Linked DNA regions of Homo sapiens: regions 2, 3, 4 and 5 are each linked to region 1. Evidence: chromatin loops called from intact Hi-C (ENCODE). Cell type or tissue: mammary epithelial cell. All regions are shown on one strand. Each heading gives the region's core, and the rest is flanking DNA. Links, peaks and the distances in the headings are about the cores only. Region 1 overlaps MCF2L2 (MCF.2 cell line derived transforming sequence-like 2). Region 2 overlaps MCF2L2 (MCF.2 cell line derived transforming sequence-like 2). Region 3 overlaps MCF2L2 (MCF.2 cell line derived transforming sequence-like 2). Region 4 overlaps YEATS2 (YEATS domain containing 2). Region 5 has its middle 70 kb from the start of LINC02031.

Evidence for each region. Peaks named below come from ENCODE experiments on the same cell type or tissue, not always from the same donor. Only the 100,000 strongest peaks of a DNase experiment are listed, where the experiment ranks them.
Region 2: a loop joins it to region 1, with 13 times the contacts of the local background. A loop is called at or near these places in 4 of 110 quality-filtered maps.
Region 3: it touches region 1 in a loop (7-fold over the local background); 109 of 110 quality-filtered maps call a loop at or near these places.
Region 4: it touches region 1 in a loop (29-fold over the local background); 20 of 110 quality-filtered maps call a loop at or near these places.
Region 5: it touches region 1 in a loop (11-fold over the local background); 10 of 110 quality-filtered maps call a loop at or near these places.

The regions. Positions count from the first base shown.
Region 1 is chr3:183,182,002-183,188,032 of GRCh38, reverse strand. The region is part of intron 27 of MCF2L2 (MCF.2 cell line derived transforming sequence-like 2); the gene reads left to right. Among named protein-coding and RNA genes, the nearest start is that of LAMP3, 22 kb to the right of the region's middle. In mammary epithelial cell, for the core only: a CTCF peak has its summit at 3,244 (motif pointing left); a DNase peak (open chromatin) is centred at 2,122; H3K27ac peaks cover 546 bases.
Region 2 is chr3:183,326,486-183,332,516 of GRCh38, reverse strand. All of the region lies in intron 5 of MCF2L2 (MCF.2 cell line derived transforming sequence-like 2), which reads left to right. Among named protein-coding and RNA genes, the nearest start is that of B3GNT5, 76 kb to the right of the region's middle. In mammary epithelial cell, for the core only: no CTCF peak of the experiment used is centred there; a DNase peak (open chromatin) is centred at 3,516.
Region 3 is chr3:183,382,963-183,388,993 of GRCh38, reverse strand. All of the region lies in intron 2 of MCF2L2 (MCF.2 cell line derived transforming sequence-like 2), which reads left to right. Among named protein-coding and RNA genes, the nearest start is that of MCF2L2, 43 kb to the left of the region's middle. In mammary epithelial cell, for the core only: a CTCF peak has its summit at 2,802 (motif pointing right); a DNase peak (open chromatin) is centred at 2,873.
Region 4 is chr3:183,763,476-183,769,506 of GRCh38, reverse strand. All of the region lies in intron 15 of YEATS2 (YEATS domain containing 2), which reads right to left. Among named protein-coding and RNA genes, the nearest start is that of YEATS2-AS1, 44 kb to the left of the region's middle. In mammary epithelial cell, for the core only: a CTCF peak has its summit at 2,301 (motif pointing right); a DNase peak (open chromatin) is centred at 2,316; H3K27ac peaks cover 512 bases.
Region 5 is chr3:182,710,936-182,716,966 of GRCh38, reverse strand. No RefSeq gene overlaps it. Among named protein-coding and RNA genes, the nearest start is that of LINC02031, 70 kb to the right of the region's middle. RefSeq lists cis regulatory regions at 1,700-1,789, 2,567-2,832. In mammary epithelial cell, for the core only: a CTCF peak has its summit at 2,716; no DNase peak of the experiment used is centred there.

The sequences.
Region 1 (6,031 bases), core at 791-4,790:
CCCTCTCGGCCTTTGTTAAGCAGCAGCCCTACCTCCTCACCACGACTAGGACCCGTTTCTCCTTCCACTATGGTAACTGCTCTCTTTGCCTGCTGGTCTATTGACATGAGGAGAAAGGGAAAGGATTCCACGTGCCAGCTGGGATGGGGTCTGGGTAGGGGAAGGGAAGAAGGTAAGATTCAGTAAGGACCTACACAACTTCCAGATGGGACAGTCAGCAGACAGGTGGGTGTGCTGTTTACTGGCAGCTTACAGTAAAAATAAAGGGCTGGGCGCGGTGGCTCACGCCTGTAATCCCAGCACTTTGGGAGGCCGAGGCGGGAGGATCAGGAGGTCAAGAGATTGAGACCATCTTGGCCAACATGGTGAAACCCCGTCTCTACTAAAAATACAAAAATTGGCTGGGCGTGGTGGCGCATGCCTGTCGTCCCAGCTACTCGGGAGGCTGAGGCAGGAGAATCACTTGGACTCAGGAAGCGGAGGTTGCAGTGAGCTGAGATGATGCCACTGCACTCCAGCCTGGAAACAGAGCAAGACTCCATCCAAAAATAAAAAAATAATAAAATAATAAAAAAAATAAAGGTTATAAGCTAAGACTGTTTTACTGACTTGGATGGTGCTGAAAATTTTTAATTCTGAATTCACTTTGCCTCTGATTTGCAAAGTTCTGGCCATGTGAAAGACATAAAAATGAGAATAACTGTTGTACCTCAGAGCTAACAGAGGAAGAACCTGTCTGCCAGCCTTACTACAGGTCCCTCGTCGGGTACCTCAGGGTCTCCAAGGGGGCCTAGGAGCTATCCGGTATAGCACGTCATGGTTGTTTCTTTGCCAATTTTTGTGGCATTTCCTTTTGGGCCTAGATAATTTAGTTACTTTCATTATCTTTTTTTTTGTGTTATTCAAACTTATTGGGGCACTCTAGTATTTCAATGAAGAAAATAAGTTCTAGCAAACAGCCCTCTCTGGAGAGATGGTGGGTTATTTTACATATCTGACCAATTGGTTTTAACTATTTTAAGTTTCCTTTTCTGATTATTAAAGGAGTACACATGTAGAATGTCAGGAATTTAGAAAATACAGGAAAGTACAAATAAAAATACAAATCCAACATAACCAGATATAATCACCATTAATATCTTCTTGCAGACGTTGTCTATAGAAATGCATGATTTGGTCAGTTGTGGTGGCTCATGCCTGTAATCCCAACACTTTGGGAAGCCAAAGCAGGAGGATCACTTGATATCCAGGAGCTTGAGACCAGCCTGGGCAATATCGCAAGACCCCATCTCCACAAAAACTTTTGAGACGGAGTTTCACTCTTGTTGCCCAGGCTGGAGTGCAATGGCACGAACTTGGCTCACTGCAACCTCCACCTCCCAGGTTCAATTGATTCTCCTGCTTCAGTCTCCCGAGTAGCTGGGATTACAGGTGCCCACCACCACACCTCGCTAATTTTTGTGTTTTTAGTAGAGACGGCAGTTTCACCATTGTGGCCAGGCTGGTCTCAAACTCCTGACCTCAGGTGATCCGCTTGCCTCGGCCTCCCAAAGTGCTGAGATTTACAGGCATGAGCCACTGCACTGGACCTACAAAAAATTTTTTTTAAAAATTAGCTGGGCATGGTGGTGGGTGTCTGTAATCCTAGCTATTTGGCAGGCCAAGGTGAAAGGATTGCTTGAGCTCAGGAGGTTGAGGCTGCCGTAAGCCATGATTGTACCACCGCACCTCTCCTGGGCAAGAGTAAGGCCCCATTGCAAAACAAAGATATGCATGATTTTTTTTAAATGGAGCCATACTAAAATTGGGGTGACCTTATATTTTAATCTTATTGGAAATTTTCCATTAAAATTCTGATGAAATGGGCAAGGCTTTGACTGAACCAAACTAGACGTATTGGCTTGCCCTTCCCTCCTGCCACTCATCTTTGGGCTTATTCCAATCCAGAACATTTGAGGGCAGCTGGTGGCTGAGCTGGGAGGTAAAGCTAGGTTATAAAGTTTCTTTGACCTACAGCCCCTCCCTCCCCCAAGCTTCCAGCAGCTCTGAAAGTCTAAGACAGCCAGCTCAGACTGCCTTAGGAGCTGGCAGGGACTTTGACAACAGAAATGCACGGGAAAAAAAAAATGTGCCCTGAGAATGTCAACATGTGGAATCTGAAAGCAATTAATTAGATGTTCTCAAGAATGATTCACTTCCTCTTAGCCAAAGATAGGCTTGCAAATGAAATAGACGTTTCAGCTATAGACCAGCCTAAGATATCCACGTTTATACTCTGGGCCACCAAGCAAAATATTGTAACCGAGCCTAGTACCCCTGGAAACATTTTGGAACTCTCTCCTGTTGGGAGCTCTGGAGAGCTACTGGGATGGATCAGACAGAATGTGACACCATGTATTAAATCCTAGAAGACAGAGAGGGGAAATTGGTTAGCAGCACACACAACACAATGATGAAGGGCTCAAACTCAGGTCTCAAAGACCCAGCCTCAAGTGCAGCTCCATCTCTTTGGATGGATTCTATAGCCTGTCTGTGCTTAAGTTCTTTTTATCATTCATTTTACAAAATGGAGATAATACTGTACAGTCTTGCCATGAGGATTAAATGAGATGAAGCCCTTAGGCTTGCGCCTAGATCTCTGAAAGCATGGAATTGTTAGCAGTTAGTTACCCCCTGGTTCTTCCAAGTGAAAGGAAGGAAAGCCCAGGGGGTTTAGGCATTGCTTTTAAGCAGCTCACCACTTCCCACCCCCAAGTGAAAATGATATCCTTTAGTTCATGTGATAGAGATGGTCCTTAAAAAGTTGTGCATAATTGGCCAAGCGCGGTGGCTTACGCCTGTAATCCCAGCACTTTGGAAGGCCAAGGTGGGCGGATCACGTGGTCAGGAGATCGAGACCATCCTGGCCAACATGGTGAAACCCTGTCTCTACTGATATTACAAAAAAATTAGCTGGGCATGGTGGCATGCGCCTGTAGTCCCCAGCTACTCAGGAGGCTGAGGCAGGAGAATCACTTGAACCCGGGAGGCGGAGGTTGCAGTGAGCCGAGATCGTGTCACTGCACTCCAGCCTGGCAATAGAGCGAGACTCCGTCTCAAAAAAAAAAAAGAAAAAGAAAAAAAAAGTTGTGCATTGAGAAAAATCTAGTTTGAAAGACAATAAAAATAGAATTTGCCCATTTAATATCTATGGATTGAGAGCTACCGCTGAACCAGCAGGATCTACAATGGTCTCTTTGTGCCATCCACTGGACAGTAAGGGAAACACCATGATTTTGTCTTCAAAGTCTATAATTTACCAAAAATATGTATGCTGGTGAGAATAATTTCAGCTCATTACTAGGTTCACTTGTTAATAAATTTCATTCCATTTGTTTAAGCAAAATAAAAAAGCTTAGAATTCTAAGCACTAAATGTGAACACTAGATTTCCTAAACCATTCAGCTTATCTGATATGCACCAGAAAGATTGTCGACTAAGGGTTTCAAAAGAGAATACTCTCACCAGTCCTTATCTGCAGGAATTCTCATCGCCCACCTTTCCCATTCTTGTCCTTCTCCACCAATACTCCTTATGCTTATCTGATACATAGACTGAGAGTGCCCCAGAGACTCAGGGTGTATCTGCTCCAACACACCACTAGATCTTGGCTGGGACAAAAGTCGTTCCATTCATTTTCCAAGAATACAACTATCACTTAGAATTTTGCTATAATCAGCTGGGCATGGTGGCTCACGCCTGTAATCTCACACTTTGGGAGGCCAAGGCAGGTGGATCACCTGAGATCAAGAGTTCGAGACCAGCCTGACCAATATGGTGAAACCCTGTCTCTACTAAAAATACAAAAATTAGCCAGGCATAGTGGCATGTGCCTGTAGTCCCAGCTACTCTGGAGGCTGAGACAGGAGAATTGCTTGAACCCGGGAGAAGGAGGTTGCTGTGAGCCAAGATCACGCCACTGCACTCCAGCCTGGGCGACAGAGCGAGACCCCTGTCTCAAAAACAAACAAAAAAACAAAACAAAACAAAACAGTTTTGCTATAATCAGATTGAATATTTGTCAAGAGCCTGTGTGTTTGGCATGGTTTTTCTGAGGGGTGTGTGTGTGTGTGTGTTTGCTCTGTTTCTTTTTAAAGCCATTTATTATCCTTATAATGTTTCTTTCCCTGAGTGTTTATGAGGATGAGACAATGGCAGACAAACCTCCCTGAAATGTAAGTAATAATAGCACACCTGGAGTGCCCAGAGCTGTTTTGAGACCCTCTCTTTAGTATTATTGTAATTGCTATACACAATAATCATAACAGGTACTATTTGTTGAATTCCTATGATGTACCAGGCATTTTTCTTTATCAGAAGATTTGCTAATCCTCATACCAAGACTGCAAAATCGATGTTATTATCTCCATTTTAGAGATAAGGAAGCTGATGCTCAAGAGGTTAAGTGATGTATCCAAGATCACACAGCTAGTGAGTGACAGAGTGAGAATCAGGTCTGACTGCCCTCAGGTCTGACTGACTCCAGAGCACCTTCTCCTGCCATGGGGCAATGGGCCTCTCAGTTGTTCCCTCACATGCCTGTGACTGGCCAGATCCTGAGTCTGAGATTTTGGGGTCCCCTCAGTGCTGCCAGCTCCTTAGTGCCTAAGACTCTTAGGGCCTCAGAGCCCATGACCAGTGAATCCAGCAGGGGATTAAATATGCAGATGATGTAAGACAGCAAAAGTCAGCCCAGGAGGTGGGCATGATGGCTCACATCTGTAATCCCAGCACTGTGGGAGGCTGAGGTGGGCAGATCAGTTGAGCTCAGGAGTTCAAGACCAGCCTGGCCAACATGGTAAAACCCCATCTCTACCAAAAAATACAAAAATTAGCTGGGTGTGGTGGCATGTGCCTGTGGTCCCAGCTACTCAGGAGGCTGATGTGGGAGGATCAGTTCAACCCAGGAAGTCAAGGCTGCAGTGAGCCGTGATCACACAACTGCACTCCAACCTGGGTGACAAGCCAGACTCTGTCTCCAAAATAAATAAATAAAAGCCCAGGGCTGGGACTGGAAGGCCTGGGTGAGGAAGGGAACATGATCTCTAGGAGTCAGGACACCCCGGTCCTGGCCCTGACTCAGCTCCCACAGGGCCTTAAGCCAGTCCCCACAAGGCACACAGCCTGGTGGTCAATTACCATCCCTGGCGGGGCACCCTGTGAGCCGCACTTTCCTCCGCAGAGAACCAGGGGCTTTGCCTGCAGGATGCTCTCTAAGGTTTTCTGGTTCTGAGAATTCTGAGTTTCTTCCAGGAGCCCTGGGGGATACCTGGTGAATAGGTTACTGTCTCTGCTGGCAGGAACCCGGGGCCTGGAGGGAGACAGGCGAGGGCACACCCAGAGCAGCTGCAGTTTGTCTCAGGAGAGACGTGTCACCCAAGGGCTTGGATGAGACTCCCCCACCTCCGCAGCCCCCCCTCCTGCTTTGTCTCCTAGGATAGAACAAAGCATGATAGGATGAGGTGGGACAGATGAGGACTTCACACACTCTAAGGGTAAATATTGTTCCGTCCGCTTGTGTTTGAATTGTATAAATGTGTTTCTGCGTGTATGCTGTGTTAGGGGGTAAAATTTGCATCTCCCTGAGGTTGCACTCTAAGGTGTATGGAAAACCTGGCTCTAGACTAAACCAGGCCCCCCGTGGTGCTCCAGGCATCCCCACCCTCACCTGTGGCACCCGGAGCTCCTGCTGTCACTGGCCCAGGTGGGTCCTGTGTCTTTCTCTGCGTTGTCAGGGCCTGCGCTGACAGTCCCCCACAGGGAGGTGGAATCTGGGGTTGACAGCACTGGGAGGATCCTTCCTCTTTCCACGTTCAGGCAAATCCTCGCCTGGAGGCAGGGAATGGGCTAGAGGAAACAGTTGACTGTTTCAGATGACCCTGAAACAGTTGAGTCCAGGGTCTGAGAGCCCCTCTGTGCCCAGCGCTGTGCCCCCTTCCCTTCCCCGCTTCCCTGCAGGGCCCGCGAGAGCAGGGAAAGCAGCTGCCAGCTC
Region 2 (6,031 bases), core at 1,182-5,181, 140 kb before region 1:
ACATTTGTGACTTATGCCCTCCTTCTCAGGTGATGCATCTACACCTAGGAGGGACTGAACATCTACTTTATCTCGATATTCTGACTTTAGCTACCTCTATTTGTGGTAGTGTAGGTTGATTCCCTGCCTGACCTGCTTTTAATTTTAAACTTAAAATCAACTTTTGAAAAAGCTCTCAGTCACCCAAACCCTGGGCACATTGAGTAGGGCATTCTTTAATGCAAGTTCACTCCGTAAGTAACCATTTCACCTGACGCACAAGGTCACACTCCCTGGTAGCGCTGATGCTCCAGAAACGGCAGAGTCTGAAGTTATCAAGCTTAATGAAATCTAACTTCTCAATACGTGTTGCCTTCTCAATGACAGTTCAAACTGTCAGTTTATCTTCTTTATTTTTAAAACGTGTTGTGATATTAGCACTTTACTTTGTAGCTTCCTAGCCTCTCTTATATTATAACATCTTCCTGGTCATTTCTAGTTAGATAATTACATTTTCACGTGTTGGGGGGAAAGGAGTTTATTTTGTGTGACTGGTATAGGAATCAGGTGGGTCAAGGATGTAATTGTAGCCAAGTGACAGCCTCCCTCTACCTTTATCTATGGAGGGGAAGTACTTTCATGTAGTAAATGGTTTTTGTTTGTTTTTGTTTTGTTTTGTTTGAAACTGTGTCTTGCTCTGTCACCCAGGCTGGAGTGCCGTGGCTCCATCAGGACTCACTGCAGCCTCAACCTCCTGGGCTCAAGTGATCCTCCTGCCTTGGCCTCCCAGTAGATGGTTTCTGAGTCCCTGTTGCTGGCCAGGCACTTCCCTATTCTGGAACAGCTGTACTCATAGCAGCCTCATAAAACTGTTAATGTGAAGTCACCAAGGCAGTCTTGTAAAACTCCTGAAGAGGCTATGATCGTGGAAATTGGTTGCTTAAAATGGAGTTTGTGTCAGAATACAGGAAATGCTTCTTGTGCAGTTAAAAGACCATGTATTTCTTTGAAAGAACGGTTTTAAGCATCTATAGATAAGAACACAAATGTATACAGAAAAGGAAAAGAAACAAGACATTTTTAGCTTTTAACAATTGTTACAAGAATATGCACGTATGGTAAAGTTGGTGGGGCCACAGGAAGAGACAGGCTTGGAAGGAAGAAGTTTATAATATCCACATGTCCAGGGGTCGGGGTCACCTCACGCCGCATGGGCTACTGGGGAAGCACCAAGCTTTGGTCAGGAGGCAGAAGAAGGAGGCAGAGGAAAGTCTAGGACAGAGCGTTTACTGGAGTTCTGCAGGCAAAGCAAGGCAGGATTTAGTATGGACTAGTTTGAATAACTCCTGCAGTCTTTGGGGTATAAGGATTGTCTCTTTGTTACATGGCACCTGGCCCTGGGATGACTTAGGGCAAGGTAAACAATGGCCTGGTGTGTGAGAGTTTGATAAGGTGGTGGTTGGGGATTTGGATTTGAGACTGGTTGTTTTGCGTATGAAAGACCTGCTCCCAGCTAACCCCTTCCCTGTCTCTAAGAAGTGGTTAGCCCTGGGGTGGGGGTGGCGGGGCAGTCTCTTCCTAGTCATGGAGGCCACAAATGCCAGAGCCTCAAGAGTACAGAAAATAAGAAAATGTGGCTCATGTAATTGACCCTGTAATGAGAGGATGCCAAATAGACAAAAACAGAATCCAAGAAAAGACAGAAAAAATGTTTTAAGGCCAGTTTTACATGCTTAGTGTGTCCTGTGGGTTTGATGAGCACAATTATTCTGCCTTTTTTCTTCACTATATAGAATATAAAAACTTTTTAAACATTTCTATCCTGTAAAGATTAAAAGAAGAAAAAAAATGTGGGGAAACTGCCTCTCATTTGTTTTTGAAAATTTACATCAGGTAAAATTCACTCTCTTTGGTGTACAGTTCTATGAAGTTTGACAAATGCGTGGTGTTATCCAGTCACCACAATAAAGATACAGAACAGCCCCATCACCACGCAAAACTTCCTCACTCTGCCCTTTTGTAGCCAGCCCCTCTCCCCATCCCTAATCCCTGGCTGCCACTGATCTGCTCTCCATCCTTATAGTTTTGCCTTTTTGCAGAGAGTCATACAAATGCAATTCCAGCCATGTGCTGCATAACAACATTTTGGTCAACAACGGACCACATATACAGTGGTGGTCCCATAAAATTATAAAACTCTATTTTTACTGTACTTTTTAAAAAAAGTTTTTCCTTTCCTTTCCTTTTCCTTTTCCTTTCCTTTTTTTCTTCTTCTTTTTTTTTTTTTTTTTTCAAGACAGGGTCTTGCTCTGTCACCTGGGCAGGAGTGCAGTGGTGTGATCATGGCTCAGTGTAACCTCAGACTCTGGGGCTCAAGCTATCCTCCCACCTCAGCCTCTTCAGTAGCTGGGACTACAGGTGCGCACCACCATGCCCGGCTGATTTTTTTTTTTAATTTATTTTTTGTAGAGACAGGGGTTTCCTTGTATTGCCCATGCTGGCCTTGAACTCCTGGGCTCAAACGATCCTCCTGTGTCAGCCTCCCAAAGTGTTGGGATTACATATGTGAGCCACTGCCCCGGCCCCTTTTCTGTGTTTAGATGTGTTTAGATACAGAAATACTTTCCATTGTGTTATACTTGCCTACAATGTTCAGTACAGTAACATGCTGTACAGGCTTGTAGCCTAGGCACAATAGGTTACACCAGTTAGCCCATGCATGTAGCAGGCTGTCCCATCTAGGTTTGTGTAAATGCACTTTATGACTGAATAGCAACAAAATTGCCTAATGGCGATTTTCTCAGAATTGATCTCTGTCATTAAGTGACACATGACTGTGTATACTGGGTAGCCTTTGAGTCTGAGTCTGACTTCTTTCACTTAGCATAAAACAGTTGGGGTTCATCCATGTTGCTGGGTATGCCCATAGTTCTTTCCTTTCATTGCTGAATATTATCTCACATTATAGAGGTCCCTGTTTATCTGTTCACCATTCACCAGGAAAGAACATTTGAGTTGTTTCTAGTTTTTAGTGATTAAGGATAAAGCTGCAGCCAAACATGGTGGCTCACACCTGTAATCCCAAAACTTTGGGAGGTTGAGGTGGGTGGATCACCTAAGGTCAGGAGTTCGAGACCAGCCTGGCCAACATGGTGAAACCCCGTCTCTACTAAAAATACAGAAATTAGCTGGGCATGGTGGGTGTGCCTGTAGTCCCAGCTACTCTGGAGGCTGAGGCAGGAGAATTGCTGAGGCAGAGGTTGCAGTGAGCCGAGATCATGCCACTGCACTCCAGCCTGGGCGACAGAGCGAGACGCTGTCTCAAAGAAAAAAAAAGAATAAAGCTGCTATAAACATTCACATACATGTGTTTGCTGGGCCACAGAGTAGGTTTATGTTTAACTTTAAAAGAAATTGCCAAACTGTTTTTGCAAAGTGGCTCTATCATTTTGCATTCCCACCAGCAATGTATGTGAATTCCAGCTACTTCATACTCTTACCACCTTTTCAAAAACGAGGGTATTTTTTTAATTAGTCATTTAATAGGCATGTTGTGGTATCTCACTGTGGTTTTAATTTGCTATTTCCTAATGATTCATGATATTGAGCCTCTTTTCATGTATTTATTTTCCATCTGTATATGTTCTTTGGTGATGCTTCTGTTCAAATCTTTTGCCCTTTTTTAATTGGGTTTTTGTTTTCACATTGTTGGGTTTTGAGAGTTCTTTATATGTTCTGGATATAAATCACTGTCTGATATATGACTTGCAAATATTTTCTCTCAGTTTGTAGGTTGGATTTTCATTCTCTTAACAGTGTCTTTTGCAGAGCAAATGTTTTTAATTTGGATGAAGTCCAGCTTATCAGCTTTTCTTTTATGGGTTATGCTTTTGGTGCCATATCACAGAACTCTTTGCCTAACCCAAATATTTCTCCTAAAATTTCTCTGAGAAAACACTTTCTCTACTCACACAACACTTCTGACAACTAATGTGTAGGCTGCTTTTTTTTTTTTTTCACACCAAGCAGTTCTCCAACTGTCTAGACACCAATCAGGGGCTCTACAATTCAATTCAGACACTGAAGTTAGCATCAGATCCCACAAGTTGAGGGCTCAGTCCCTCAAGACTGTCCCCACTTCAGATGCTAATTTTAAGTCTGGGCATCCTGTACTTCTGACCTACCAGCTGTGGATTAGGGGGGTTCTGACAGCCTCCTCCTTGGGTTCTATAATTTGCTAGAATGACTCACAGAACTAAGGGAAACACTTTACTTATGTTTACTGGTTTATCATAAAGGATATAACTCAGGAACAGCCAGATGAATGAGATCCATAGGGCAAGGTGTGTGGGGTGCACAGAGCTTCCACGCTGTCTCCAGCATACCACCCTTCCAGGACCTTGGTGTATTCACCAACCTGGGAGCTCCTTAAATCTCCTTGTTCTAGAGTTTCTATAGAGTTTAATCTTCTTCTTCCCAGAGGTCAGTGAGTGGGGCTGAAAATTCCAAATTATAATCACTTATTTTTTCTGGACACCAGCTCCATCCAGAGGCTATCTAGAGTTCCCACCCTGAGTCACCGCATTCATGTAAACTCAGGTGTGACCAAAGGGGTTCATTATAAATAATACAAGATACTCCTATCACTCAAGAAATTATAAGAGTTTTAGGAACTCTGTACCAGGAACCAGGGACAAAGACTGAATACATTTCTTACTATACCACAGTTTTCTTCTACATTTTCTTCCAAGTTTAATGTTTCATGTTTAGATCTATGATCCATTTTGACTTAATTTTTGTATAAGATGTGAGATATGTCAGCCTAAATAACAGACAGGGAGAGGCTCTCTAAAAGAAAATATTTATTCAGGAACAGGGCATTGAAATGGGAATATGTGTGACATAGTAAACTACGTGCTTATTCAGGAAGGTAGAGGGAGACAGAGGTTTTTAAAGGGAACATGAGGAGCATTATGTAATTGTTTCGAGATCATTATTCTTGGCTACAAAGATCAATAACAAGAGCGATGCCAGTCGGAAGTTGGACAGGCAGTTGAATGTTGCAATGGCCTGTGTGCCAGGTTGTAGTTTTTGCCGTCCTTTGTGATAGTTTTGTTATCAGGCATACAAGTGTGAGAACCCTTTCTTTGCAGTCTTCCCTGGCCTATTGGTTAGGTTTTATTTATTTATTTATTTATTTTTATTTATTTTTTGAGACAGAGTCTCATTCTCTCACCCAGGTTGGAGTGCAGTGGTGCTCTCTCGGCTCACTGCAACCTCTGCCTCCCAGGTTCAAGCGATTCTCCTGCCTCAGCCTCCCAAGTAGCTGGGATTACAGGCGACTGCCACCACGCCCGGCTAATTTTTGTATTTTTAGTAGAGACAGGGTTTCACCATGTTGGTCAGGCTGGTCTCGAATTCCTGACCTCGTGATCTGCCTGCCTCGGCCCCCCAAAGTGCTGGGATTACAGGTGTGAGCCACCATGCCCGGCCTATTTATTTATTTTTTAATACTAGTGACTCTGTTTTGATTCTGGCTACTTTCATAGGTGTGGGTCAAGATTCCTATTTTTACATATGAATGTCCGGTTGTTTCAGCACCATTTGTTTAAATAGAATTATTTCTCCATTGAATTACCTTTGCACCTTTGTAAAAAATCAGATTAGTGTTTGCCGGGGTTCAGGGAGGGATTTTGGGGGTGGGAGATGACTGAAAGGTGCAGCACAAGGGAGGTCTTTGTGGCGATGGGACAGTTTTGCATCTTGCTTGTACTGGTGGGTACAGGAAACAACATATGTGGGAAAATGACAGAGCTACATACACACACATTATAAGCATATCAAATTCCTGGTCTTGATATTGTACTGTAATTATGTAAGATGTAACCATTGGTGGTGAAAGGTGCCTAGGACCTCTCTGTACTGCCTTTGTAACTTCCTATGAAACTATAATTATCTTTGCAACTTCTTGTGAATCTATAATTACTTCACAGGATAAAAAGGTTTGTGGGTTTTTTTTTGTTTTTTTTTTTTTTTTTTTTTTTTGAGACGG
Region 3 (6,031 bases), core at 624-4,623, 200 kb before region 1:
GTGGCAAGTTACTCTTTTCAACTTTTACATCTGTTCTGAAAAAAACAACAAAGCCATCTTAGTTACATCACAGAGAGAATATGTAGTTGGTGTGAATTTTATTCTACAACATGGGATATTAAAAAAAAAGTCACATCTCTTTCTTTTCTCCAAATCACATTTAATCTGCTCCAAGCTCCTCATCCCACTGATTTGAAGGAGATGCGAACTCAGTTATTATTGGGATATTTCTCCCCACCCCAGCATTGCCTCCTGGGTGACCACATCTTACACAATCCAGGACATTCTGGGGGAATTCTCTGGTCTTTCCGCCATATCAGTCACTGCGCACATAGTCACTGAAAGCTCCATAAATACAGGGTCCTCCTTTTTCTTCTTTCTGTCTGTATTGCCAATGCTTAGATCAGAGACTGGAACATAAAAGGTGCTCAGTACAAAAATATCCAAGTCCCTGTGGTCTATTCTGCGAGGCCGGTGGTCTCCCTGCTCCCCAGATGCCTAGTTAGGCACCATTGGCCCCTGTGGGAGGACCTAACCAGCCTCCTGAAGGCACAGTCTCATGGCTTCCCACTGTGAGTCTGGGCTTGCGCAAGACAAAAGGCAGAATGGGGTCTGTTCTCTGGGTTCCTGGAAACTGTTGCCCTACCACAGAAGGCCCCGAGACCACCATGCAGCTCAAGGTCTGGAATGGATGACAGGGTGGGCTGGGGTCAGGTAGATTCCTAGAGCCTTAGACTAAAGCTCTGAGGCCTCAATGCATGATTCTGGCTTATATAATTACACAATGGCTCATCTCAGGAATCAGTCTAGTGACAGATTAATTAATACATTTATGATCCAAATTTATCTCCTTTGAGTATTATTGAGGCCTTTCTTTCTGTTCTTATGACTTAGAGGCAATATAGAAAAAAACATGAACTGGTATCAGACAGCTCCAGATATGAATTTGGATTCTGTACTTACTAGCAGCATCACCTTGGGCAACTTACTTCTCTAAACCTCAGTTTCCTCATCTGTATGATGGGGTTATTGTAACTTCTTTTTTTTTTTTTTTTTTTTTTTGAGATGGAGTCTTGCTCTGTCATCCAGGCTGGCGTGCAATAGCACGATCTCAACTCACTGCAACCTCCACCTCCCAGGTTCGAGTGATTATCCTGCCTCAGCCTCCTGAGTAGCTGGGATTATAGGCACCCGCCATCATGCCCGGCTAATTTTTGTGTTTTTGTAGAGATGGGCTTTCACCATGTTGGCCAGGCTGGTCTCGAACTCCTGACCTCAGGTGATCCACCTGCCTCAGCCTCCTAAAGTGCTGGGATTACAGGCATGAGCCACCACACCCAGCCAGTAATTTTGAGGATTAAATGACATAATGTATGAAAAACACTTAGTATTGCAACTGCTGAATAAGTGTTTCTCTTTTTTTCTGATATCTTTTTATAGTTCTATAAAATGTTTATTTTGGGGTTCTATTACAAGTAAGATAATTTTTATAAGGAACCAATGTCATGCTCACAATAAATATGGTATACAATGCCACCATTGAGTCAGGAATAGAGATAATTGTCACTCCCTAACGTAGAACAGAGAACTGTGGAAACACACACTGGGCGCAGAAGACACTTCTGCTTTAGGAAGGTACTTTGACCATAATAAAGATAACCCTTCATTTCTGAGTTCCTTTTGTCATTTAAGTTTGTCTTCTTTTTTTCTTTGCTTTTTTTTTTTTTTTGAGACATGGTGTCGCTATGTTGCCCAGGCTGGGGTGCAGTGGCACCGTCTTGGCTCACTGCAGCCTTGACCTCCCAGGCTCAAGTGATCCTCCTACCTCAGCCTCCTGAGTTAACTGAGACTACAGGCAGGCATTGGCGCACACCATCATGCCCAAAATTTTTAAATTTTTTGTAGAGATGGGGTTTTGCCATGTTGCCCAGGCTGGTCTGGAACTCCTGGGCTCAAACAGTCTTTCCATCTCAGTCTTCCAAAGTGCTGGGATTACAGGCGTGAGCCAGAGTGTCTGGCCCAAATTTGCCTTTCTTATGAAGCAGAAGCATGGATTCGCTGTGATAGTAATTACAGCCTTGCAAGTCTGCAAGAATAGCGGCAGCCGTGGGTCTCTCTGAGTCAGCACTTTGTTTGGAATCAGAGGCCTGCTTTTCATCTTTAACCATCTCTCTTATTCTGGCAGAAACAGCAAGTGTCAGCAAGGAGGCTGTTGTGGGGGCCTGTATAGTTGTTGCTGTAAAACAGAAATCTCTCTAATTAGGTCTTTTCCCATGGCTGTGGTAGCCTAAGAGCTGCAGCCTCAGCCTCAACTCATAGCAGCTTCCTTTTCCTGATTCAGGCAAGTAAGGTAAAGATTTTCCCTACAAAATTTTCTACCAATTTCACTGATCTCTGGAAGGAGCCAGAGACCCTGTCAACCGGGAAGGCTGTGAAGGAGAGGATAGAGCCTTTCCCTCAATGCAGCCCTAGCTGCCTGGTCTGCTGAACTGTGCATGTGTTCCCACGGCTGGTAGAAGAGCAGAGGCTCATTACATGAAGCCTGACCCAGATTTGTGGCCCGATGGTTTGCGGCCTCTGGATGCGAAGCCTGTGAGCAGGGCCACCAGCGGGAATTGGATATTGACCAGGGCTGGGGCCTCTGGTAGCTCTGACGTTGGAAGACACCTGCATGTTCACAGTGAACTTGGGATATTTCTAAATTCAGGGCTTAGCTAGGAAACAAGAGAGTATAAGCAGGTTAGTGTGGTGGAAACACTCTGGGCTTTGGACCCAGACAATTCTGGGTTCACATTCCAACACAACCAGTAGGTGGCTCCAAACCCCAGTTTTTCATCTGTAAGAAGAAAAGTTTCACTCAGCATGGTATCTGACTACAAGGGAACTTAGCCTCTGAGACTTGTTGGTTTGTTTTTTAAATTGCATAACGAGGTCTGACGATAGAAACTCTTGGTATTGGATCAGTGGCTCAATGACATTAAGGCTGACATCTTTATGATTCTCTTGATGTTTTCTTCTTATTTGTCAACTCTTGATTCAAGGTGGCTGCTGCAATTCCAGACATTAGGTCAGTGTCCAAAGCAGGAAGAAGGAGAAGGAAAATGCTGGCTTCTTTGGTTCTGTTTGTAGAAACTCTTGGCTGCCTTCTGCTTATGTCTCATTCCAGAATTCTGTCACACAGCCATTCCCTGGCAGCAAGAGAATCTCAGAAGGCAAGCATTTAGCTTTCTAACTGCCACAGGAGACGGTGGTCAGGGAAAAGGGGACTGGGAGTGAATTAGCCATCAATCAACGTTTGCCACAGCTCCTTTCCTTTAATTATAAGGAATTGTCCTTTTATATTTATCTTGATGGTTGTTTCCCACTTGGAATTATTGTGAACTGAATCTCTCTCTTTCACTTTCTCTCCCTCTTTGCTCCCTTTCTCTGCCTGTCTCTTGTGGCAGCTTGAATCCTTTTGAAAATAATTGATGAAGAAATCAACTGCTCAATACTCTTAGGCTTGTAGAGTCCCCAGTTTCACCTCATACACACCAATGAAGCCCAGGTTTGGTGGAGGGTAGGGCTCCCAGGGGTGAGTGGGAGGCTCCTAACTGAAACAATGGAAAATGTCAAACCAAGGAAGAGATCGGAGCCCCAACTCCTAGCTTACATATGGAGCTAGTGACCTGAAACCTGGGAGGTGAGAACCAAGGGGCGACATCTAGAGCAGGACTGTTTAATAGAAATACAGTGTGGGCCACACATGTACTTTAAAATTTTATGGTAACCATATTAAAAAGGTTAAAATAAACAGATACAATGAATTTTAATTATATATTTTAAATTTACCCATATCTAAAATAATATTTCCACATGTACTCGATATTCAACATTTTTGGGATTTTACCTTTTTTATTCTAAGTCTTTGAAATCTAGTTTGTGTTTTATACTTACAGCATATCTCAATTTGGACTGGTTCCATTTCAAGTGCTTAATAATCACATGTGTCTAGTGGCTGTTGGATTCGGTAGTGCAGGTGAGAGGGAAGGTTCTCAGTCATGTTTGACTGAATATCTCCTTTTTATAACAAATGATTTGTATTGCCCTCTGCCATCCTAACATAAAATTTATAGATACTATATCTGCAAGGGTGGGCTCAACAACTACAACGAATATACTCCAAAGAGTATAGAGCTCCAACTGTAACCACCCTAGGGGTTCACCTTGCCTGCTGCCCAGACAGAACCAGGGGAATTACAATAGAGAAAGAGTAATTCATGCAGAGCCGGTTGTGTGGGATACTGGAGGTTTGTTATTACTCAAATCAGTCTCACCAAGCATTCAGGGAACAGAGTTTTTAAGGATAACTTGGTGGGTGGGGGGAAGCCAGTGAGCCAGGAGTGCTGATTGGCCAGAGATGAAATCACAGGGAGTCGGACCTGTCTTCTTGTGCTTAGTCAGTTCCTGGGCGGGGGGCCACAGATCAGGTAAACCCATTTATTGATCTGGATGGTGCCAGCTGATCCATCAAGTGCAGGGTTTGCAAAATATCTCAAGCACTGATCTTAGGAGCAGTTTAGGGAGGGTCAGGACCTTGCAGCCTCCAGCTGCATGACTCCTAAACCATCATTTCTAATCTTGTGGCTAATATTAGTCCTACAAAGGCAATCTAATCCCCAGGCAAGATGGAGGTCTGCTTTAGGAAAGGGCTGTTACCATGTTTGTTTAAACTAAACTAAATTTCTCCCAAAGTTAGTTCAGCCTACGCCCAGGAATGAACAAGGAGAGCTTGGATGTTAGAAGCAAGATGGAGTGGGTTAAGTTAGATCCCTTTCACTGTCTCAGTCATGATTTTGAAAAGGCGGTTTCAAAACACACATAACAGAAATTAAGTTCTTACTCTTTTACCAGTTCTGCATGTATGTTCCTGGTCAGCAGACAACTTTTCTCCATGTGGAGGTTCAGGAATGAAGGCTCCTTTGAGTTTCTGGTTCTTATTGTTGTTATGCGTGTCTGGGGAGCAGACAGGCTAAGAGAACATGGAAGGAGCATAGTGCTTCTTAAAATTCTCAGCTCAGAGATAGCATACAGCACATTCCATTGACTTGAACTTGTCACAGTCATTTGAACAAACTTAACAGCAAGGGAAGCTGGGAAATGTAGTGTAGCTATATGCCCAGGAAGGGAAAACTTAGGTGAACAGCCACACCTACCTATGCACATATTTTTAAAAATTAAAAAATAAAATATAAGGAACTGTAAAGGAGGAATCAAAGGAAACTAATTATAGTAAAGTAACATATCTTTCAATAGTATGTATTTCCACATGCATGTCTAGCTACATGAGAATAATGAAAGAGGTGCTTGCCCCTCAATTTGGAGTCACCAAAAATGTGATGGGTGCAAATGCTGGGATGTGGTGGGGTGATCAGATACCTGGAGTGACTTTATTAAGATTAAAAAAAAACCTCTTGGCCGGGCATGGTGGCTTACGCCTGTAATCAATCCCAGCACTTTGGGAGGCCGAGGTGGGCGGATCACCTGAGGTCGGGAGTTAAGAGACCAGCCTGACCAACACGGAGAAACCCCATCTCTACTAAAAATACAAAATTAGCCGGGTGTGGTGGTGCATACCTGTAATCTCAGCTACTTGGGAGGCTGAGGCAGGAGAATCGCTTGAACCCGAGAGGCGGAGGTTGTGGTGAGCCGAGATCGTGCCATTGCACTCCAGCCTGGGCAACAAGAGTGAAACTCCATCTCAAAAAATAAATAAATAAATAAATAAAATAAATAAATAAATATAAAAATTCTTTATGATTATTTGTAAAAACAGAGTCTAGGTTCAGAGCATTTTAAATGGATTTTTCACTTAAATTAAGCCTCTGGTAAGACATTTGGAAGTCACGTAGCATGTGGGGCAATTCTTTGTTTTATTATGGAGAATGGGTCATTTAGTATCCTAGGCCCTGAGATTTCCAAAGTGCTTACCAGGGAATGGTTCTGCCATTTCCCCAGTTAAAACCTTGTGTAGAGGAGAAAGGGAAAATAG
Region 4 (6,031 bases), core at 698-4,697, 580 kb before region 1:
CCCTCCGAATCATGAAGCAAAATGAGAAAAAGTATATAGGATGCCTAGCTAACATGACAGCTGTTGCTGCTCATCACAACACTTCAACTGAAGAATAATAATCCACAAGGGGATGTGGAGACCAGCAAAGGACAGCCAAAGGACAGACATTTGTGGCTGTCTTCCGCATTCGGCCAAGGCAGAGACCTTGATCTTAACCTCTGGATTCAGCAGGTGAAACAAATTAATCTTGAGTGAATTATACAACATGGGGATCCGCCTGCTACTTTAAAATATTCCAGGGAGATAAATTAAGATGAGTAAAATGCTGGTAATTGTTAAAACTGGGTAATAGGCATGTGGGATTCATCACACTCTTCTCCCTACTTTTCTGTATGTTTAAGGAGAGAAGAAAAGAAGAAACAGAATAAAAGAACCAATTTTAAAAAGCAAGTTAACCTAGAATGAAGACAAGAAATCACCCCCGGCTCTCCTGGTTTGGTTGAAATACCCCTTATTACCCACATCTACATCTCTGTTTTGTTGTTGTTTTTTGAGACGGAGTTTTGCTCTTGTTGCCCAGGCTGGAGTGCGGTGGCACGATCTCAGCTCACCGCAACCTCCGCCTCCTGGGTTCAAGCAATTCTCCTGCCTTTGCCTCCTGAGTAGCTGGGATTATGGGCACACGCCACCACACCTGGCTAATTTTGTATTTTTAGTAGAGACGGGGTTTCTCCATGCTGGTCAGGCTGATCTTGAACTCCCGACCTCAGGCGATCTACCTGTCTCGGCCTCCCAAAGTGCTGAGATTACAGGCACCTGGCCTTCATCTGTGTTCTAACTGCATGAACTTCATTCTGCAGGGGACCTGTAGAGTTTCTGTAGCCACAGAGCAGGGCAGGGTCATCCTCCCAGTGATGTGGAAATACGGAAACCCTTCTTACTGATCAAGAACTTTTCTGTATATTTATGAAAGAAAAAAAAAACCCTTCTTAATGTAGCAAAACTTTTTGGGAGTGTGGCAGAAACTGCTAGTTGAACCCCAATATCTATTATTTCCTTCTCCTCTCATAGTAACAGAGCCCCCAGTTTTCAGCTGGGGCAATGGCCACATGGAATCACAACTCTATTTCCCAGCCCTCCCAGACCTAGGCGTGGCCATTTGCTTTCTGGCTAACGGGATGTGTGCAGAAGTGAGAGCGACTTTCGGGCTCTGTCTGCCCTCAGCTCTCCCTCCCCCTGCTCCCTTCCTCTTGGCAAGAAGCGTGAACGTGGAGGTATGAGATGAAGTGTTTTCTTAGTCCACAAGCCGAAAGCCAAATTTTGAGAATGTCAGAGCAAAAAAAGGAAAGCCAGGGATCTAGATTCTCGATGACTGTATGAGAAATAAACTTACTTAAAGTTCTGGTGTTCAGATTTCTCTGTTGCAGTAGTTGAACTTTTCTCTTAACTAAGATAGCAGTCTTCAAACCTCCCAAACATATCAAATAACCTATTTCACAAGTTAAATTACACAGAATCTACTTTTATGTTCCTAAACAAAGAAAGCAAATAACTTAGGGAAAACAATACACACATTTTTAGACCTACTTCAATTTCTTTCCCCACATTACATGCACCTGACTTGCTTTTCCTTTCTTGTGCCAAGTGCTTCAGAGTTTTCAGGATATGACACGTAATTTCTCCAAGAACCCAGTAAAACCTGGTATCCTGCCGGGCGTGGTGGCTCATGCCTGTAATCCCAGCACTTTGGGAGGCCGAGGTGGGCGGATCATTAGAGGTCAGGAGTTTGAGACCAGCGTGATGAACATGGTAAAACCCCGTCTCTATTAAAAAATAAAAAAAATGGCCGGGCACAATGGCTCACACCTGTAATCCTAGCACTTCAGGAGGCCAAGGCGGGCAGATCACAAGGTCAGAAGTTTGAGACCAGTGTGGCCAACATAGTGAAACCCTGTCTCTACTAAAAATACAAAAAAATTAGCTAGGCATGGTGGTGGGTGCCTGTAATCCCAGCTACTTGGGAGGCTGAGTCAAGAGAATCACTTGAACCCAAGAGGCGGAGGTTGTAGTGAGCCGAGATGGCGCCACTGCTCTCCAGCCTGGGCGACAGTGCAAGACTCCAGCTCAAAAAAAAAAAATTAGCTGGGCGTGGTGGTGTGGGCCTGCGATCCCAGCTAAGGCTGAAGTAGGAGTATAGCTTGAGCCCAGGAGACAGAGGTTGCAGTGAGTCAAGACTGCACCACTGCACTCCAGCCTGGGCAACGGAGCTAGACGCTGTCTCAAAACAGAAACAAAAACCTGGTATCCCAAGTCAGCCACTGGAGGGCAGTCTTTACCAGCAGAGCTTACCCACCTTGTGCACACCGCCTGGGAGATGACTGTCACTACCTCCCTACCTTCCTTCTGGAAAACAGGAGAATGAGGAAATCTGCATTCTGTTGGGAAAAACTCTGCAGCTGATTATGGACACCACTAAGAAGGTGTAAGACCTCTTAAATAAGACTGTATTACCCAAAATTAGTTTGTTATTTTTTTAAAACAACATACTTTGGCCAGGCACAGTGGCTCATGCTTATAACCCCAACACTTTGGGAGGCTGAGGCAGGCAGACTGCTTGAGCCCAGGAGTTCAAGACCAGCCTGGGCAACATAGTGAAAACCAGTCTCTACAAAATACAGAAAACAAAACAAAACAAAAAACCTAATTGGGTGTGGTGGTATCACCTGTAGTCCTGGGAGACTGAGGTGGGATTGCTGGAGCCCAGGGAGGCTGAGACTACAGTGAGTTATGATCATAAAACAAAACAAAACAAAAAAACCCACAAGAGCAACAACCACCAAAAAACCACAACGTATTTCGGCCTAGAGCCTGAACTCACCTACTGACTTTCCTCATTCTCTTCCCATTCAATAATTCTCTCTCTGTTGCTAATTTCCTGCTAGCTTGAGAAAGCAGACACCCATTGTTTTGTATTTGTTATACACTTAACTTCGATTCATGCTTTGATTAAATGTTTCTATTTCTGCCCTCCCTGTTTCCTACACATACCTGTGGCAAGTCAGAATTTACTTCAGCAAACTGAAGGGGAAGAGTCTGTATCTGAGATTTTCCCTCCAGATATTAAAAAATATGGCTGTTTACAAGTTAAGTGCTCACTGATAACCATTACAATGGTACTTAGGCATGGATATGCCTGATACTCACATTAGTTACTATTTACTGAGCACTTGCTCTGTGCTAGGTAGGTCCTTCATATACAATCTCTAATTCTTCTACAACCCTGAAAGACCAGGGCTCAGAACCTGCACAGGTTACACCAGTAATGAGTGGCTGAGATCTGAGATTTGCAACAAGCTCTAACTGCAAAGCTCATGCTCCTTCTACTTTAACACACTGCTTCCTTCCCATATGGAACTACTTATTCCTCAGTTGTCCCTTTTCATGTCAAAGGCAGCACCTCTTCCCACTTTGAGGAAAAAGATCAGCTGTGTTTCTGTTGTCCCAAAGTTGTATGGAGGGTAAAACAGTGCCATTTTTTGCCACCCTCCTGTTTCCTGGCATATCTTTTTTTTTTTTTTTAGACAGAGTCTTGCTCTATCTCCCAGGCTGGAGTACAGTGGCGTCATCTCAGTTCACTGCAACCTTGACCTCCCAGGTTCAAACAATTCTCCTGCCTCAGCCTCCCAAGTAGCTGGGATTACAGGTGCACACCACCATGTCTGGCTAATTTTTGTATTTTTAGTAGAGACAGGGTTTCACCATGTTGGCCAGGCTGGTCTCGAACTCCTGACCTCAGGTGATCTGCCCACCTCAGCCTCCTAAAGTGCTGGAATTACAAGCATGAACCACACACCCAGCCTGTTCTCTGGCATAGTTTCTAGGAATGCACTTCAGCAATAACCAGGAACAGTCTGTACTCACAGACAGCTCCTTATCTCAACTGCTAATCATGGATTCCATTTCCTGGGTAAACAGTGGTATCATCTCACGCACTACTGCTTCTCTGCAGTTCCTTCACACTTTGCTGTGGTTTTTCTTTTCAGATGCCCTTAAACCATATTTAGGGCATTGTGGCACAGACCCACCTATCTCCTCCAACCTTACATTTACCATTAAGTAGGTGGCCATGTGACAAGTCAGTACAGTTGTTCAGCATCACTGGAGGAGTGGATTGGCAATATGCAAAGCGGCAAAAAATGGAAACGAACTTATCCAAGAGCTTCTAACATAAACAGCAATGCTAAGTTGATTCAAAGCAGAAATCAGTAAAGCCACATATCCCTATGTGAAGCAAAACAGATTTTGAGGTACATATACGACAAGCCTGAGTAGGAAGTTCAGATGACAATAACTGATTTACTAAGGGATTTTGGCAGAATTCTTACCCCTGAAGCCAGAACCACAGTGGGAGCACTAGTAAGCAGTTGGGGATGCCTGTCTTAGTCATTCTGGCTACGAATGCCTCAAAGTCAAATGAGATGCTGTAGCACCATGATTCCTAAATCTGCTGCCTAAGTAGATGAATCAGCAGAAACACTTATTAAAAACCCAGATTCCCAGGGATCTCAAGAAGAATCCGATGCAGTAAGTTTGAGATGGTGGCCTAGGTAGCTATCAGCAGATGATTCTTATAACCAGGTAAGTCTGAGAAAGTCGTTAATAAACTTAACAGATTTTAGAACCACCGATAACACCACGAATTTTATTTTATTTTTTTGAGATGGAGTTTTGCTCTTGTTGCCCAGGCTGGAGTGCAATAGCAAGATCTCGTCTCACTGCAACCTCTGCCTGCCGGGGTCAAGCGTTTCTCCTGCCTCAGCCTCCCGAGTAGCTGGGATTACAGGCGCCCGCCACCACGCCCAAATAATTTTTTGTATTTTTAGTATAGACGGGGTTTCACTATGTTGGCCTGATCTCGAACTCCTGACCTCAGGCGATCCACCCGCCTTGACCTCCCAAAGTGCTGGAATTATAGGCGTGAGCCACTGCGACAAGCTCTATGAATTTTTAAGTTGATCCTAATCTCTATCTGATAGCTAAAATCTTTTTCGATTTTGGGCTATTCTTAAAACAATTCATTCTCCTTAGATAGGTAGGCTGGGTTTCAAGCTGAAAAACATCTATATGATATCTTTTTTTTTTTTTTTTTTTTTTTTAAACAGAGTTTCACTCGTTGCCCAGGCTGGAGTGCAATGGTGCGATCTCAGCTCACTGCAACTTCCACCTCCTGTGTTCAAGCCATTCTCCTGCCTCAGCCTCCTGACTAGTTGAGATTACAGGAGCCCGACACCATGTCCACCTAATTCTTGTATTTTTGGTAGAGACAGTTTCACCAAGTTGACCAGGCTGGTCTTCAACATCTGACCTCAGGTGATAACGCACGCCTCAGCCTCTCAAAGTGCTGGGATTACGGGCGTGAGCCACCGTGCCCAGCCATTGTTTTTTGTTTTTTTGTTTTTGAGACAGTCTCCCTCTGTCACCCAGGCTGAAATGCAGTGGCACAGTCTTGGCTCACTGCAACCTCCGCCTCCTGGGTTCAAGTGATTCTCCTGCCTCAGCCTCCCAAGTAGCTGGGATTACAGGTGCATGCCACCCACCACGCTCGGTTTTTGTATTTTTAGTAGAGATGGGGTTTCACCACGTCGGACAGGCTGGTCTCAAACTCCTGACCTGAAGTGATCTGTCCGCCTTGGACTGCCAAAGTGTTAGGTGGCTCACAGGTGTGAGCCACCATGCCGAGCCCATATTATATACTTAATAGCTTTAGAGTATACCTGCCAAAAGTTGAGGTAATTTAACCCTGATGCTCTGAAAGCATACCAAGGTTAGAGACAACCACTTTTCATTAGTTCTGAAATGGGGAGCTTGGAGTTAGCAGGCCTGACTTTAAACACTTTGTCATTTATTAGCTGTAATGCTCCCAAGGAAACTGTTTAACCTCTGAGCCACAGTTTCCTCATTTGTAAAACAGGGATGAAAATCCCCACCCTCCAGGGTTGTGTGTGGATTATAGAAAATGTAGAAATACAAGCATGGCATACACAAAAGC
Region 5 (6,031 bases), core at 683-4,682, 470 kb after region 1:
TATTTCTGTCAATCTCTGGCTGCAGCTCAAAGGAAACAAAAAAGCATGGGTAATGTAAAAATCTGGAAACATGTTCTAGTTCTGGGCAATTATCCTACAAATACTGACAGGTAACCTATAACCCCAAGGTTTCCTTTTTTTCAGGGAAGGTGAGACCAAGGAAGCTAAACAAAGCCAAGCCCCATACACCCACTTACAATAGCACAATCCATTTAAATGGCTTGCAGGTATCAAACAAACTCAGTAGTCATGGTTATGGCCTATTGTGCCCCCATTAATAATGGCAGTCTTAATACTCACAGTTGAACCCTATATTCTAAGCCCCCTTGTAAACTTTATCTCTTCTCACCTAGAAACCACCAAGCTTCAAATGGTGCTTTAAATAAAGCTGAAAATGAAACCTCCCTTCTACCAGGAACCCTTAAATCAACCCCAGGAGGAGCCCTAGCTGCTGTTCCCCACACAATGCCCCTCTCCAGCAGGAAGTAGCCAGAAGAAGTCATCACCCAATTCCCCCTAACGGCAGTTAGGGATTCCATTTCAGAGGGGGGAAATATGTTATAGGAGGCAGAGAGAAATTATTTAGGTGAGTCCCTGGCAGAAAACTTTCCTTTTAACAAAAAGCAGCTCAGACATAGCTCCCTTTCTAATCTCATGCAGTTCAAAAAGTCACTTCTCTTCTAACAACAAGCAGCCTGAAAGAGCAAACAGTAAAACACAGATAAGACAGCTCCCACACAGAAGGAGCTGGGGAAAATCTCCTGGGTAATCACCAAACTTCACACCTATACAGTGGGTCTCAGTGAAACAGTGGGCCTTAATAAGCACATTCCTTTCCCTTTTAGGTGTACTAAGATAGGGAAGCTAAAAGCAGACTTGAGCCTGTAATCCCAGCACTTTGGGAGGCCGAGGTGGGCGGATCACTAGGTCAGGAGATCGAGACCATCCTGGCTAACACGGGTGCTTTCTGTATGTCAAGTGCCACACTATTAATTCTTTTTTTTTTTTTTTGAGACAGAGTTTTGCTCTTGTTGCCCAGGCTGGAGTGCAATGGCACGATCTCGGCTCACCACAATCTCCGCCTCCCAGGTTCAAGCGATTCTCCTGCCTCAGCCTCCTGAGTAGCTGGGATTACAGTCATGCACCACCATGCCTGGCTAATTTTGTATTTTTATTAGAGATGGGGTTTCTCCATGTTGGTCAGGCTGGTCTTGAACTCCCCACCTCAGGTGATCCGCCCACATCAGCCTCTCAAAGTGCTGGGATTACAGGTGTGAGCCACTGTGCCTGGCCTCACACTATTAATTCTTTTAATTTACTTACCCATCTTGTGAGATAGGTACTACTTTATTACCATTGTAGTTCCTGTTTTACAGAGGAGGATAGTAGACACACTAAGATAAAGTTATTTGTGAAGCTAACCACACACCTAGTAAGTGGCAGAGCTAGGGTTTGAACCCATGCCATCTGCCTTTGGAGATTCTAAGATGATAGACCCTCACTTTGGTATGACTTCCATCTGTGAAAGCCCCTCCTACAAAACCCCTCACTGCCACTCCATCCTAAAATCTAGATGGAGTCTCGGACTGACCACAAACTAGTTCACTTTTTCTCTTATTCCTTCCTCACAACTTAGACACTCAATGATCTTGTAGTTGCCAAAGACTAGGACTTTTTCAGTCTTTTTCTCACCACCTAATCTAAAGAGACACCTGTGGTCAGTTGGACCTTGTGGCTAACTCGCTGGAGAAATTGCAGTTGAAGTTGAAGGGCTACTCTTAACCTTCACATTTATCTTGCCCTGTTGATATCCACAGCACTAGGCATGGTATGTTCTTTGGAACACATGCCCAGTGAGTCCCAAAGTCACAAGGTTATTTGATTTATTTTATTAGCATGAGCTTGCTTATTGGCCCATTTTTAAATGCAATGTATTATGTACAGTTCAATGTACTATGGACAGGACTGCTTAAGTTAATTTGAACTAAATGTATAAAAATGTTAATGGTTAAACACTTTTTCCTTTTGAAAACAATTTTTAAAAATTTTAATTGTGGTAAAAACATACAATTTAGCATTGAAACCATTTTAAAATGTGTAGTTCAGTAGCATTAAGTATATTCACATGGCTGTGCCACAGATCTCCAACGATTAAGCACTTTTAAAACAATACAGTTCTAGGGGAGATATTACTATTTTTGTTAGGAAAGAATAAAATGTCTCAAATATTGTGAATTTAGACAACTGGAAAATATTGGTAGAGAACTTGGGAGGCTGAAATTGGGAAAGAGAAAATGTGGGAAGCTAGAAATAGGCAATTTGGGAGGTGGAAATTTTGGGGAGAGGCTATGGTTATCTCCGAGTTGTAGTATTGATGATTTTTTGTTAGTATTTTAAATTTGATGGCTTTCCTATACTGTACATGGGTTACTTTTTGTTTACCAGGAAGCACAGCTTCCTGGCAGGTGTCAAACAATCTACCCCAGCAATAGTTCAACAGTAGGATATTTTTAGGCATATTTTTGTAAGAGAACTTTTCTGTTCTTACCCAAGATGAAACAGTTTCAGAAGTTTGGGCACAAAAGGTTCGAGGAAGCTGCTGACAACTGAGGCTTCTCAGGGTTATTCAGTTAGTTCAGAAGATCTTGCTTGTATTCCTAGGTTTTCTGACTAGCTGGAGCACTTTGTCCAAGGCATTGAGCAACAAATTAAAACATCCTTTGGTGCCACCTTATGCTAAGTGGGAGAAACTGCAGCTATTTAAACTGATTTCACAATTAGACTCAGTAGCTTTAATCTCCAGGAATTAGAGAGATAAGGAACCTATTTCCCTCCCTCCCTCCCTCCCTTCCTCCCTCCCTCTCTTCCTTCCTTCCTTCCTTGCTTCCATTTTTCTCTCTCTCTGTTAATAATTTCAACTTTTATTTTAGATTCAGGGGTACAAGTGTAGGTTTGTTACATGGGTATATTGTGTGATGATGCTGAGGTTTGGGGTATGGATGATTGCATCACCAGGTAGTGAGCACAGTACATAGAATGAGGTAGTTTTTCAGCCTACACTCCCCTCTCTCCCGCCTCCCTCTTGTAGTACCCAGTGTCTGTGGTTGCCGTCTTTATGTTCATGTGTACTCAATGTTTAGCTACCACTTATTAGTGAGAACATGCGGTATTTTTTTTTATTTCTGTGTTAATTCACTTAGGATAATGGCCTTTAGCTGCATCCACATTGCTACAAAAAACAGAATTTGTTCATTTTTATGGCTGCAGAGTGTGCCATGGAGCACATGTACCACATTTTCTTTATCTAGTCCACCATTAATGGGCACCTAGATTGCTTCTGTCTTTGCTATTGTGAATAGTGCTGCAACGAACATACAAGTGCATGTGTCTTTTTTTGTAGAACAATTTATTTTCCTTTAGATATATACCCTGTAATGGGATTTGGGATTGCTGGGTGGAATGGTAGTTCTGTTTTAAATTCTTTGAGAAACCTCCAAACTGCTTTCTACAGTGGCTGAACTAATTTACATTCTCGCCAACAGTGCATAAGTGTTCCCTTTTCTCTGCAGCCTTTCCAGCATCTGTTATTTTTTTTACTTTTTAATAATAACCCTTCTGGCTGGTGTGAGATGGTATCTTATTGTGGTTTTGATTTGCTTCTCTGATGATTAGCGATGTGGGGCATTTTTTTCATATGTTTGTTGGCTGCTCGCATATCTTTTGAGAAGTATCTGTTCATGTCCTTTGCCCATTTTTTAATGGGGTTGTTTTTTGCTTGCTGATTTAAGTTCCTTATGGATTGTGGATATTAGACCTTTGTCAGATACATAGTTTGTGAAGATTTTCTCCCATTCTGTAGGTTGTCTGTTTTCTTTGTTGAAAGTTTATTTTGCTGTGCAGAAGCTCTTTAGTTTAATTAGGCCCCACTTACCAATTTTTGTTTTTGTTGCAATTGCTTTTGGGGATTTAGCCATAAATCAATGCTGATGTCAAGAAGTGTAGTTCCTAGGTTTTCTTCTAGGATTTTTATAGTTTGAGGTCTTACATTTAAATCTTTAATCGATCTTGATTTAATTTTTGTATATGGTAAAATGGATCTAGTTTCATTATTCTGCAGATGGCTGGCTAGCTATTCTAGTGCCATTATTGAATAGGGAGCTCTTTCCCCATTGCTTAACTTTGTTGACTTTTTATTTTTTATTTTTTTCATTTTTTAATTTTTTAGACGGAGTCTTACTCTGCCGCCAGGCTGGAGTGCAGTGGTGCTATCTTGGCTCACTGCAACCTCCGCCGCCCTGGTCCAAGTGATTCCCCTGCCTCAGCCTCCCAAGTAGCTGGGACTACAAGCGCGTGCCACCATGCCTGGCTAATGTTTTGTATTTTAGTAGAGACAAGGTTTCACCATGTTGGCCAGGATGGTCTCGATTTCCTGACCTCATGATCCACCCGCCTCGGCCTTCCAAAGTGCTGGGATTACAGGTGTGAGCCACTGCGCCCGGCCTTTATTTTTGTTGACTTTTTGAAGTTCAGCTGGCTGTAGGATAGTGGCTTTATTTCTGGGTTCTCTACTCTGTTCCATTGGTCCATGTGTCTGTTTTTGTACCAATACCATGTTGCTTTGGAGGAACGTATTTTTCTAACTATAGATGTTAGTTTCTTTCAGTTTTAAAAATGTATTATTATGTGATGTGATACTTGTATTGTTTGATACTAGGATTCATGATTCAGTTAAATATTGTTTTGGACAAATACCTGTGTGAAATTTATAAACATTGGTATCATGTCCTAAGACTCATTTGGGATGATACACATAAAAGGACTTTGTATATGACATGATTGCCAGGGGAGGACAAAGGAGGAAGTCATGGCTAAATCAAAGGAGGAAAAGTGCTTCCTAACAATGGCATGATCAGTCATTAACAGCAATGACAGTCAACACTTAAATGTGCTTACTATGCACCAGGCCCTGATCTAAGCAATTCTAATGCATTAGCTCAGCGGTCCCCAACCTTTTTGGCACCAGGAACCAGTTTCGTGGAAGGCAATTTTTCACAGAAACTGTGTGTTGGGGAGATGGTTTTGGGACCACACTGTTTCACTTCAGATCAGCAGGCATTAGTTAGATTCTCATAAGGAGCATACAACCTAGATCCCTCGCATGCGCAGTTCACAGTGGGGTTCACACTCCTATGAGAATCTAATGCCACTGCTGAGCTGACAGGAGGCAGAGCTCAGGCAGTAATGCTCGCTTACCGCTCACCGGGGTTGGAGACCCCTGCCTTAGCTCACTTAATCCTCTTCACAACTTTATCGGGTAGGTACAATCACTGTCTCTATTTTAAAGACCAGGAAATGGAGGCACAGAGAGATTTAGTAACTTGTTCAAGGTCACACTATTATGTAAGTAGCCAAGCCAGGATTTGAACTTTGAGCCTATGCCTTTTGGCTGCAGAGTCCATAGTTATTAGGCAGTGCTGTCTCCAGTATTGAGATAGTAGAAGTAATAGTTTTCATTTATTGAGCAATTACTGTGAGGCGGAAGGGCCTCACAATGCTTCATCTTACTTAATCCTCATGTTAACCTTGTAAGGGAGGTACTGATAATCTCATTTTAGAGATCAGGAACCTAGGCTTACGGAAGTTAAGTAACTTGTCCAAAGTCACACAGCTGTTAACTGAGTCTAGATCTGTCTGATATCAGAACCCAGGTTCTTCACCACACAATTAGTTTCTTAGAGCTTATCTAATCACATGTGAAGAGAAGAAAAAAAAGTTACTCCAAGTAAAATGGTGTTTTGAACAGGTGAGTTACACCTTCACATTCACTCACTTTACAAAATGAATCCTGGTTATGTTTTAGTGGGATTTGTTCTATAATGCAATACACGTTTCTTGCCCTTCCAGGAAAACAACTTAACATTTTCTTGATCTTGATCTGGACCTCTGGACACTTTTTTTTCAGGCAGGGTCTTGCTCTGTTGCCCAGGCTGGATTGCGGTGGTGCAATCATGACTCACTGCAGCCTCGACCT